Regions from separate parts of the Homo sapiens genome. Here region 2 is linked to region 1. Evidence: read pairs that join two places in POLR2A ChIA-PET (ENCODE). Cell type or tissue: OCI-LY7. All regions are shown on one strand. Each heading gives the region's core, and the rest is flanking DNA. Links, peaks and the distances in the headings are about the cores only. Region 1 overlaps TMEM131L (transmembrane 131 like). Region 2 overlaps TMEM131L (transmembrane 131 like).

What was found. Peaks named below come from ENCODE experiments on the same cell type or tissue, not always from the same donor. Only the 100,000 strongest peaks of a DNase experiment are listed, where the experiment ranks them.
Region 2: POLR2A ChIA-PET joins it to region 1 with 6 read pairs; 9 of 35 experiments call an interaction of 5 or more read pairs at or near these places.

The regions. Positions count from the first base shown.
Region 1 is chr4:153,580,599-153,585,977 of GRCh38, forward strand. TMEM131L (transmembrane 131 like) reads left to right here. Exons shown (of 35, transcript NM_001131007.2): 8 at 228-305; 9 at 809-962; 10 at 2,592-2,650; 11 at 2,966-3,074; 12 at 4,237-4,333; 13 at 4,860-5,013. Among named protein-coding and RNA genes, the nearest start is that of TLR2, 100 kb to the right of the region's middle. In OCI-LY7, for the core only: no CTCF peak of the experiment used is centred there; no DNase peak of the experiment used is centred there; H3K27ac peaks cover 4,707 bases.
Region 2 is chr4:153,498,211-153,503,589 of GRCh38, forward strand. All of the region lies in intron 3 of TMEM131L (transmembrane 131 like), which reads left to right. Among named protein-coding and RNA genes, the nearest start is that of TMEM131L, 35 kb to the left of the region's middle. In OCI-LY7, for the core only: no CTCF peak of the experiment used is centred there; a DNase peak (open chromatin) is centred at 421; H3K4me3 peaks cover 132 bases; H3K27ac peaks cover 1,165 bases.

The DNA of each region.
Region 1 (5,379 bases), core at 97-5,096:
TTTTCATTAGAATGTAAGCTCAGTGACAGTCCTGAGAACAGATTTCTCTGTTTAGCTTACTGTTGTGTATCCACTAAAAAGAATAATGCCCAGCATTTAGCAGATACTCAGATATTTATTGAATAAATGAAAAAGTGTAGTTTCTGAATACTTGATAAATTGTTTATTATTAGTGTGAGATTGAGCCTTTTACTTAAAGTTCTTTTCCTCCTTTTTTCTTCTTTTAGGCAGAAACCACTAATACTAGCCTCTTGCAGGTGCAACTGGAATGCAGTTTACATAATAAAGTGTGTCAGCAATTAAAGGTAAAATAAAATGTGTAGTGTTTTCTCTCTGCTTTCCTCCTGCCTCTTTGCTTAAAAATAAAACACAAGGCTGGGCGCTGTGGCTCATGCCTGTAATCCCAGCACTTTGGGAGGCCGAGGCGAGTGGATCACGAGGTCAGGAGATTGAGACCATCCTGGCTAACACGGTGAAACTCCGTCTCTACTAAAAATACAAAAAAATTAGCCAGGCGTGCTGGCGGGTGCCCGTAGTCCCAGCTACTTGGGAGGCTGAGGCAGGAGAATGGCGTGAACCTGGGAGGCGGAGCTTGCAGTGAGCCGAGATCGCACCACTGCACTCCAGCCTGGGTGACAGAGTGAGACTCCGTCTCAAAATAAAATAAAATAAAATAAAACACAAAACAGCATATTCTGTTCTCACACACGTCCCATTACGTTAAATGCTTCTCCTTTCCTCCATAGTTTGAAACCACAAAGTTGAGATGATTTTTTTTTTCCTTTTTTCCTCCTCCTTCCAACCATAGGGTTGTTATCTGGAATCTGATGATGTTTTGCGTCTACAAATGAGCATAATGGTAACAATGGAAAACTTTTCAAAAGAATTTGAAGAAAACACACAACATTTGTTAGATCATCTCTCTATTGTTTACGTAGCTACAGATGAATCTGAGACCTCAGGTAAGGTGGAATGTTTAAAAATTTTATTATATTTTCATCAGTCTGCATCATCATTCTATAGCATTTATGAACAGATTGTATCATAGCAAACCAAGACAAATAGCCTTTGCTTTAATTATTAAGTGATTGTAGTAGTAACTGGTTCTCAACCTACAACTGCTAAGAAGGCTGTATTATTTTGGGGAGAAGTGACAACTGCAAACTATTCTGAGTTTCCTTAGGAATAATTTTTCTTCATGTTTGGAGACAGTAAGGAAATTAAATGGGCATGACAGTTTAATATAAATATTTACAAAGTATTTGAAGTCTTGGGTTTCTTGTTCCACTTTTAATGATTTGCCTAAGCTCATTTAACCACATCATGCTGTTTTGTATTTTAAATAGCTAATAGGTTGCGGTTGTTCCTGGATGCTTGACAAGTTAGGTAGAATTTTAGTGTTCAGTTTTATGAATTTTATCTTTGGAAATGTGTGTCCTACTTATCAGAAATAAATGCATTCATCTGTTTAACTTCCTAAGAACTTTTTTCAGAGACACATTCTGTGATCCATGAAATTCCTAACGTAGAGTATACTAGTATCTTTTGGTTATCAAGACTTCTGAATGTGACTGTATATTTGTATTCATATTCAAGAAAGTATGGTTTTTATTCTTTGGGTTTTTTTGTTTGTTTTTTGGTTTTGTTTCTGTTTTTGTTTTTTTTAGACAGGATTTTGCTGTGTAGCCCAGGTGGGAGCACAGAGATGTGATCTCGGCTCACTGCAACCTCAGCCTCCTGGGCTCAAGCGATCCTGCCACCTTGGCCTCCCAAGTAGCTGGGACCACAGGCGCACACCACTATGCCTGGCTAATTTAAACCGTTTTTTTTTGTTGTTTTTTTTTTTTTTTTTTTTTTTTTTGTAGAGACAGGTTCTCCCTGTGTTGCTCAGGATGGTCTTGAACTCCTGGGCTCAAGCATTCCTCCCCGCTTGGCCTCCCAAAGTGCTGGGATTGCAAGCATGAGCCACCGTGCCCTGCTTTGGCAGTCTTAATTGGTTAAACAGCCTTTACCTTTCAGTCTTCAGAGCTGGCTGTGGTAGTGCTGGATCAGCAGGAGAGCTCTCCTGTCCTCAGTGCTTGGTGATTCTCATAGTGGCCAGTGAACATCTATGAGGGCAGATCCCTGACCCATGGGGACCACTTCTGTGGGTGAGGGCTAAAAGGAAGCCTGAAACCTGAGATCTCAGGATTTTCTTCTTTCCAAATGTGGTTATCCAAATGAGGAAATGAGGAGCTTTCTAATCAACAGGAGAACATAGCTTTATTTGAAGTCGTCCAGTTGGTTAGTTTCATTCAGAAGAGCATTGTGTGACCCTAAACTCAGAATTTTGCTCCTGGTAGTTCCTCATCATTTAGAGGGCTTAGGTTGGTAGGCATTTTTATGAGGATCTTTTTTCTTGTGATTAAAAAAGAAAAAAAAAAAGAAAACACCTCCTAGTTTTGATTTCAGTTTTGAGAAACAAGTTAACATTTTTTATAGAAATGTGTAATGTGGTATTTTAATGATTATATGAAGGTGTGAGAATGAGATGGCTCTGTTTTAATCTCTGATTAAATACTCTGCTTTAATACTCTGATTCTTTTGGACAGATGATTCAGCAGTAAATATGTATATATTACATTCAGGAAACAGCCTTATATGGATACAGGTAATTGTAAATGCTTACCTAAAGTAACTTTTAAAATTGCAAGTGTGCATTTAATTGTAGAATATGAGGGTTTTTCAGGAACAGAGACAGAAGCACTATCTTTATTCTTTTTTGCTTTAATTTAAGCCCATTTGCCCTTGCTTGAACCTCTGTTTGTATGAAGATTGTCAGCATCCCCTCCATATGGTTATGGCACAGATGCTGAGCAGTTGCTATGTATGGCTGGTCTGTGCTATTTATTCTAACGGTTCATTCAAACTGGATAAATACTCTCCCAGCTGAGAGTAGTCACATGGGACTTTTCTTTTATTTCAGGATATACGCCATTTCTCACAGAGAGATGCTCTGTCTCTGCAGTTTGAACCAGTACTACTACCTACTTCTACAACAAACTTTACAAAAATTGCTTCTTTTACCTGCAAAGGTACAGATTTTTAAACAGATTGTCATTTGACTTTTGTTATCTGGTTGTCATGATGGCAACTCTTTCTACAACTACAGATTAGGCATGGTTTCAAAAAAGTGAAGGGAATGCGTTTGATTTCAAGAAGTCCCAGCCTTAGTAGTTCTAAGATAGTATGATGTAGAAACTATTGTTGATGCCACTTTTATTCTGCCACATATGTAGAATTTTGAGTTTAAAGCTTAATATTCTGTGTTGATAACGATTAGGAAGGAAAGCACTGTTAGGTTTTTGACAGGAGTCTATGCAGGCTGTTTTTGAGGGAAAATTGGCAAATCTCTATGAAAATTTAAAATGCACATATTTACTCTTTGATCCTTAATTCTAGTTTTAAGAGTTTATCCTCCAGATATGTATGTATTCAAAACTGTACCTATAAGAAATGTGTGTTTGTTAGGACAGAACAGCTGATCATCTGTGTTCAGATGTGAGAGAGTGTTCAGAAACATGCATGGACAGCGATGCGAGCAGTGTGTGTACATTTAATTTTTTTTTAGAGGATATCTGTGTACTTATACATGCACAGAACACCTGGAAGGATGTTGCAGAAACTGCTAACAGCTGCCTCCTCCAAGATAATTGGGAGTCAGGGTGAAGAAAGGTAGATTTTATTTTCACATTTTTTTGTTAGTGTTTGAATTTTTAAAAACCATATATATAACTTTAAAAAAGTTGGTTATTAGCATCAGAGAGTTAAGAATTGAACACAAGCGACTCAATATTATAACCTAATCAAGGAGAGCTTAAAAGTATTATTTTGATCAATCAGCACTGCTTTCAAATGCAGCCCACTTTTTGCTGGTCAGCTCCCTTTTGCTCTTTAGGTTTTATTCCTTTCTTGCTCGTGCCTCCACACATTTTACTCTGCCAAGTGAGCTTCTTGTTTCACTTTTGTCATTTCTGGTAGAGAAGTTGGTTTTTAAAAGTATGGACTTCTGGATAATTGGCAACAAAGAAGATGACAGGAACATTTGAGAAAGTAGTTACCTTTTATGTCTGATTCACTATTTTAATGGAGACAGAAAAGTGAATAAAAATTTATAAATAAGACATATATCTTTTGTTCAGGCTTAATGAAAGAAAAGGTACTTAAGCTTCACATTTATTTCTTTATACCACAAAGCAGCTACATCATGTGACAGTGGAATTATAGAAGATGTGAAGAAAACAACACACACTCCAACACTAAAAGCATGCCTCTTCTCTTCTGTGGCTCAGGGGTAGGTTACTTCCACTTTCCCTGAAATCTTGTATGGTTGTTGTTGTTGTTTTCCCCTCTAGAAATGGTTTAAAAATATAGTGATATGATTTGTGTGATTCTCTCTCTCACTGGCCTTGCCTCCCCTTGCCTTAGCATTGCTAACAGGCAGTGAAAGGGATATTAGCTGAGTGGGGAAAAGGAAGTGAAATAATTCAGTTTATGAAATAGGTTCAGCATCAGGCATCCAGATGTGTGAAAAGAGTACATATTCACATGGTGTTTCTGAGTTGGCTTCAGGTTCTGGTTTGGTCCTGGCGGCCTCTGTGAGCTGTGCTGGCCGCAGCCTGGTTGCTTCCCCTCGGGCTTCCAGTTGCTCCCTATGTGAGCCAGAAGGTTGAAGGAGGCGATTGCCGAGGTTGTCTCTGGCGCTAGCTTTCATTTAGTAACGTTTTATGATGCTCCTGTTTTTGCAATTAGAGGCTCATAAGAGGGCTGACTGTTGTCCCACACTCAGGCCTGATAGCATGCATGTCGTCTGTTCACAGGTATTTTAGAATGGACTCTTCTGCAACCCAGTTTCACATAGAGACTCATGAGAACACATCAGGACTTTGGTCAATATGGTACCGCAACCATTTTGACCGTAGTGTTGTATTAAATGATGTGTTTCTTTCCAAGGAGACCAAGCACATGTTAAAGGTACATATAGTATTTTTTCCCCAAGTTTTAGCTTATTTTAAGCTTTGTTTAAGGTCAGATGCTGTGAAATTATTTCTATAAAATAATAAAAAATATTCCAAATGCTATGAAGTTATTATTTATATAAAATTTTATGATTTTTAAAACATGTATTTTTCTTTTAACATTTTCAGAATTACTTTTAGGAGACTTCTCTTTCTCTCTTTTTAAAAAACTGTTTTTAAAAGAGCTCAAAGGGACCAGGATATAGCCTTTCAAAATTATTTGCTCTTACCATTATTCAAAAATATTATGTATATGTATTGTTCTAAAAAGATTAGTAAAAATGAGCCTGGTTCATGATAAAATAGTAGGTTTTTTGCAAAA
Region 2 (5,379 bases), core at 259-5,258, 82 kb before region 1:
TTGGGGGAGTCCTGAGCATGGTGCCCTTGATCTGCTCTTGCACCCTCTGAGGCTGAGGGGCCTGGGAGGAGCCCTCCTCTGCTGGGAACTTTTCCTAAAAGCCCACTTACGGACAGAGAGGCAGGGTTTACAGCAGCAGAGCCAAGGAGGGCTGAGGCCAGCTTCCTTTGCTCTCCCACTCATTCCCAGCTCGCTATTTAATTTGACATCCTGGAACATGTGTTTCAGTGAATTGGTTCATAAAAATGTTTTTTGCAGGATTCTGGAATAGAGGCTGCACATTCTTTAGATACATGGCTAATCGCACTATGTGAGAGAGCGTGTGGGTGTGTGTGTATTTTTGGAGGTGGGTAGGGAAGTGGGGGGTGAGCAGAGTTCTTTCAAGCTCTCTCTTCACAAGATGCAAATGTTTTTCCCCTTAGGGTTTATAGAGAGTGTGAACAATGAGGAGTTGAGATCCTGTGGCCCTTTGGTCCCCAGGGTCTTCTCATTCGGCCCTACTGAGCAAGGCTGGCTTCCCATTTGCTCTCATCTTTTTCTCCTTCAGTCACTCTGGAAACTAGTAGTTAGGAGCTGGAAATTGAGAAGCTGCCATTTAGGAGTTTATGCAACAAATGCAGAGGAGAGTCTGTTCCAGACTTTGCAGTTATATCAACTTAGAGCTTTTGCCAACCTTTCTTGGAAAAAAACCCACTGGAATTAAGTGAAACTTCACAACACTGCACAATGTAGCCAATTCTGCATTTGGGGTATGTAAGCCTGGAACTGTGGGAAGCTGGAAGTTGCCCCTTAGTATTAACGTTTGTTTTTGTTGTCCTTTTCCTTGAATGTAGTCTTACGTAGAGAACTTGGACAGCCTGTCATTTTCCAAAACCTCTGTGGCTCATCCTAGGCACAACTCATGTCTCTCCTTTCTTCTGTTAGTGTTTAGGGATGGGCCAGGCCTGAACTAACCGTTTCAGGGCTCCGAGGCTGCGCCTTGTAACTTGTGAGCACTGGTTCTGGGCAGTCGCCTCCCTGCGGTTAGTGGTGCCCAGCCTCCAGTCGCTGTAGCTCAGACATGGCCTCGGGAGGTTTGGAGGATGCCCAGCGCTTGTCTGCCCATTGTTGCTGACCTGCCGCATTGTGTGATATGGCTCCATGTGCACATCTTCCATGGATTTATCAGTCTTGACAGGAGTCTTCCACTTTCTGCCAGTGATGAAATAGATCTTTATGATTTTTTTTTTTTTTTTTGAGATGCGTCTCGCTCTGTTGCCAGGCTGGAGTGCAGTGGCACAATCTCAGCTCACTACAACCTCTGCCTCCTGGGTTCAAGTGATTCTCCTGCCTCAGCCTCCCAAGTAGCTGGGACTACAGGCACGCGCCACCATGCCCGGCTAATTTTTGTATTTTTAGTAGAGAGGGGATTTCACCATGTTGGCCAGGATGGTCTCAATCTCTTGACCTCGTGATCTGTCCACCTTGGCCTCCCAAAATGCTAGGATTACAGGCGTGAACCGCCGTGCCCAGCCCCTTATGACATTCTTACCCTGATTGGTTATTCAGCTTCAGCTTGAGCACTTCACGTGATGGGAAGTTCACCTTTGAAACTGACTTTCCATTTTTGAGCCTCTCTCATTGTAAAGATGTTCTCTGATTTTGACTTCACATTTGCTCTCTTTAGTCTTCCACCGTCAGATCCCAGTCTCACAGACTTGAGACAGTTATCACATCTCTTCTCTAGGTTGGTTTTACCTAAATTTTTTTTTTTAACTCGCCCAGGCTAAATTATTCCTCATGTTTTTCAGTCAGTCCTAATGTTAACTTGGTCAGAACCAACCTTCCTTCCTCCCTTCCTCCCTTCCGTTCCCTTCCGTTCCCTTCCCTCTGTCCCATCCCTCCCTCCCTTCTTTCTTTTTGCAAGAGTAGATAGGGTCTCACTCTCTTACCCAGGCTGGAGTGCAATGGTACAATCATGGCTCACTGCAGCCTCAAACTCCTGGGCTCAAGCAGTCATCCTGCCTCAGCCTCCCATATAGCTAGGACCACAGGCTTATGCCTCCCCACCCCCAGCTAATTTTTATATATTCCTTTGTAGAGACAGGGTTTCTTTATGTTGCCCAGGCTGATCTTGAACTCCTTGGGCTCGAGTAATCCTCCAGCCTCAGCCTCCCAAAGTGCTGGGATTACAGGCGTGAGCCACCACACCCATCCCAGAACTTTTTTAGTTTAAATTTTGCCAATAGTGGATAGAGTGATTCTGTTGAGATCTGAATGGTGCCCTATGTAGTGAATCCATTTCTTTTTTGGTCTGGACTCTACTTATTTTAATGAAGCCCAAGATTTCATTAGCACTTCTAGTAGCAGTGTCTTTCTACTTGGATCGTGTTATTTTATGGCCAAACAAGATCAAACACAAACAAAAACCTTTGGGTCCGTCATCTTCTTTTTATTTTAATGGGAACTGCTAACTTCTCTTTCTCAATATACACTTAAGTAATGAATTGCCTTCTTTAAAATACAAATATTTACATTTGGCCTTGTTAAGCTTTATCTGGATGATTTAGAACTATCTTAGCCTATTGAGACCAAAGAAACACACACGCTCACACACGCGTGCATGCACACACACACAGGCATGTGCACTTTTTTCCTAGTTGTGAAAATCGATGGAATGACTACATGGCTTAGTCTCCTCTTTCTCCAGAGACGCCGTTTAATGATCAGATAGAAATTTAAAAGGTTAATAAAAACCTATAGTGAAGAAATGCTATCAGTTGATAATAGAGTTAAAAAAAAATTCTGGAAGATAGAAAGTGGATAACTGATAGAATATGGTAACTGATGAAAGTGGAAGATTAACAGGGTACGCCAAGTACCCTGCACAGTGGATTTAGAGAATCCCACCAAGCATATTGTGAAATTTTAGAATAGCAAGAATAATGACCATACTGGATGCTTAACTAAAGAAGTGGGACTTATAATGCCCACCTCACAGGGGTTTTGCAAGTTTTTTTTTTTTTTTTTTTTTGAGACGGAGTCTCGCTCTGTCACCCAGGCTGGAGTGCAGTGGCGCGATCTTGGCTCACTGCAACCTCTGCCTCGGGTTCAAGCAATTCTGCCTCAGCCTCCTGAGTAGCTGGGACTACAGGCGCGTGCCACCACACCCGGCTAATTTTTTGTATTTTTAGGAGAGACAGGGTTTCACCGTGTTAGCCAGGATGGTCTCGATCGCTTGACCTCATGATCCGCCTGCCTCGGCCTCCCAAAGTGCTGGGATTACAGGTATGGGCCACTGTGCCCAGCTGAGTTTTGCAAGTATTAATGTAAATAATGTGAGTAAAGCCTCTACTGTATTTTCTGGCACATGGTAAGGAGTCTCAGGGTATGTGTGCAGGTGTTGTATTACTTCTTGCCATCACTTTTCTTACCATCATCACTGTCACTGCTATGGTGGTGAAGAAGCATATCAGTTAGGATTAGGACCAGTTTCATGAGACAGAAAACCCAGTAACATAAATGAGATAGAAGCTTTCCTCTATACTGCTTATCTGAGAGAGCAGAGGGCAGGCCAGGACTGAGGTGACAGCTTCATAATCATCAAGGCCATGCCTCCTCTGTCTCCTAATCCAAGGTGACTGCCCAACCCGCAGGATCATCTTCATTTCCCCTCCAGGATGGAGGAAGGAGCTAGAGTAGGATTTCCCCTCTACCTTTTCCAGGTCACTTCCTGGAAGTATCCCCCAAAGGGTTTTTTTTTTTTTTTTTTTTTTTAAATGGAGACAGAGTCTTGCTGTTACCCAGGCTGGAGTGCAGTGGCATGATCACGGCTCACTGCAACCTTAACATTCAGGGCTCAAGTGATCCTTCCACCTCAGACTCACAAGTAGCTGGGACCACAGGTGCCCGCCACCATGCCTGGCTAATTTTTTGTAGAGATGAGTTTTCACCGTGCTTCCCGGGCCGGTCTCCAACACCTGGGCTCAAGCAGTCCTCCCACCTTGTCCTCCCAAAGTGCTGGGATTACAGGTGTGAACCACCGCGGCTGTCCCAAACTTGTATATACATCTCATTTCCAGAACTTAGTCATATGGTTGCATCTCAGCTGCAAGTGGTAGACTGGGAAGAGGAGTCTTTTCTGCAGCCATGTGCCTGTTTCAAAATGTCTTCTTAAGGAGGACAGGAAAACAGCTACTGGGTTTGGCAGCTAGCATTCTCTTTGTCACAGTGAACCTTATTAGTATACTCAATCCTAGGCTTCTGTAAGGTATCATTTATTCTGACTCTTTGGGAGTTAACACGAAGGATCATTGATATATTAACTTGTGCGTTGGTTGAAAAATGAATTATGTGTAAACTAATCATTAAACCATAGAAGCTTTTCAAATGGCTGAATGTGCATTGAAATGGCTTCTGCTGAAAAAGTTCAGTTTAACATTACTTTGAAAAACTTCTGCGTATAGAAGAAAATTGCAAATTATTGAAACTATCTTATGACACTGGTATTAGTCATACATTATTTGGGATGGAGATAATTCATGCAGATTGCTTTGAGTATGAGAAGATGCTTAGAGCATTTGGTGTTTATAATTTCTTGTTACTTGATCTCTCTGCCCTGGAAGTGCTATAACTCTTGATTGTCACTCCTGAGAAATCTATGTCTTAGGTTTTTCACATTATTACCTTCTATTATGAAGATAACTAGGGGTCAATGACCCTTTTCCTAGATGTAACATTTCTAGAAAGCCAATTACTGCAAAGTCTCATTTTGCAGGGTCATCTTTTTTTTTTCCTCTACTCTTCCTGACCATGTTTATTCCTATTGACCCAAATACTTGAGATTTATTTTTAGTTAGAAGAACTCAGAGATGCCTAAAGGCTAATCTTAAACTCTATAAACTACATTAAAACAAAGATATAATTTCAGTTTCTCACACTTAACTTGGAGAGTGTTTTCTCACTTAGAAACTTTCTCAAAAACCTTAACACTTAGCAAATGCACATGTGATGTTTTCCATTGCTATAACTTTCTCATTTAATTCACTTTTTCCTTTATTCATTTTTAGAATACGGGGGAACATTTCAGGGATTTGGTTATTCCTCCTTTCTCTGGGAGCATAACATCACTTGTAAAATTGTACAAAGATAGGACAGGATTAACCTTTTAGGTAGGATAGAGTAGGATAAGGTTCAAGTGACTTGGCATAAAAGGGACAGCTTTTTAAAATAAGGCAAAATGAGTAGCTTCTGTCTATGAGCTACTGTTATTTTCAGATTTACTCATTATTTATACAAAATTCTATTTAAAGTAACTAAGATATTTTGAAAAAACCTGTTAGGATATACTATTGGGTAAACAGAAATACTAATAGTTAAAAAAAATTGGTGCATATTAAA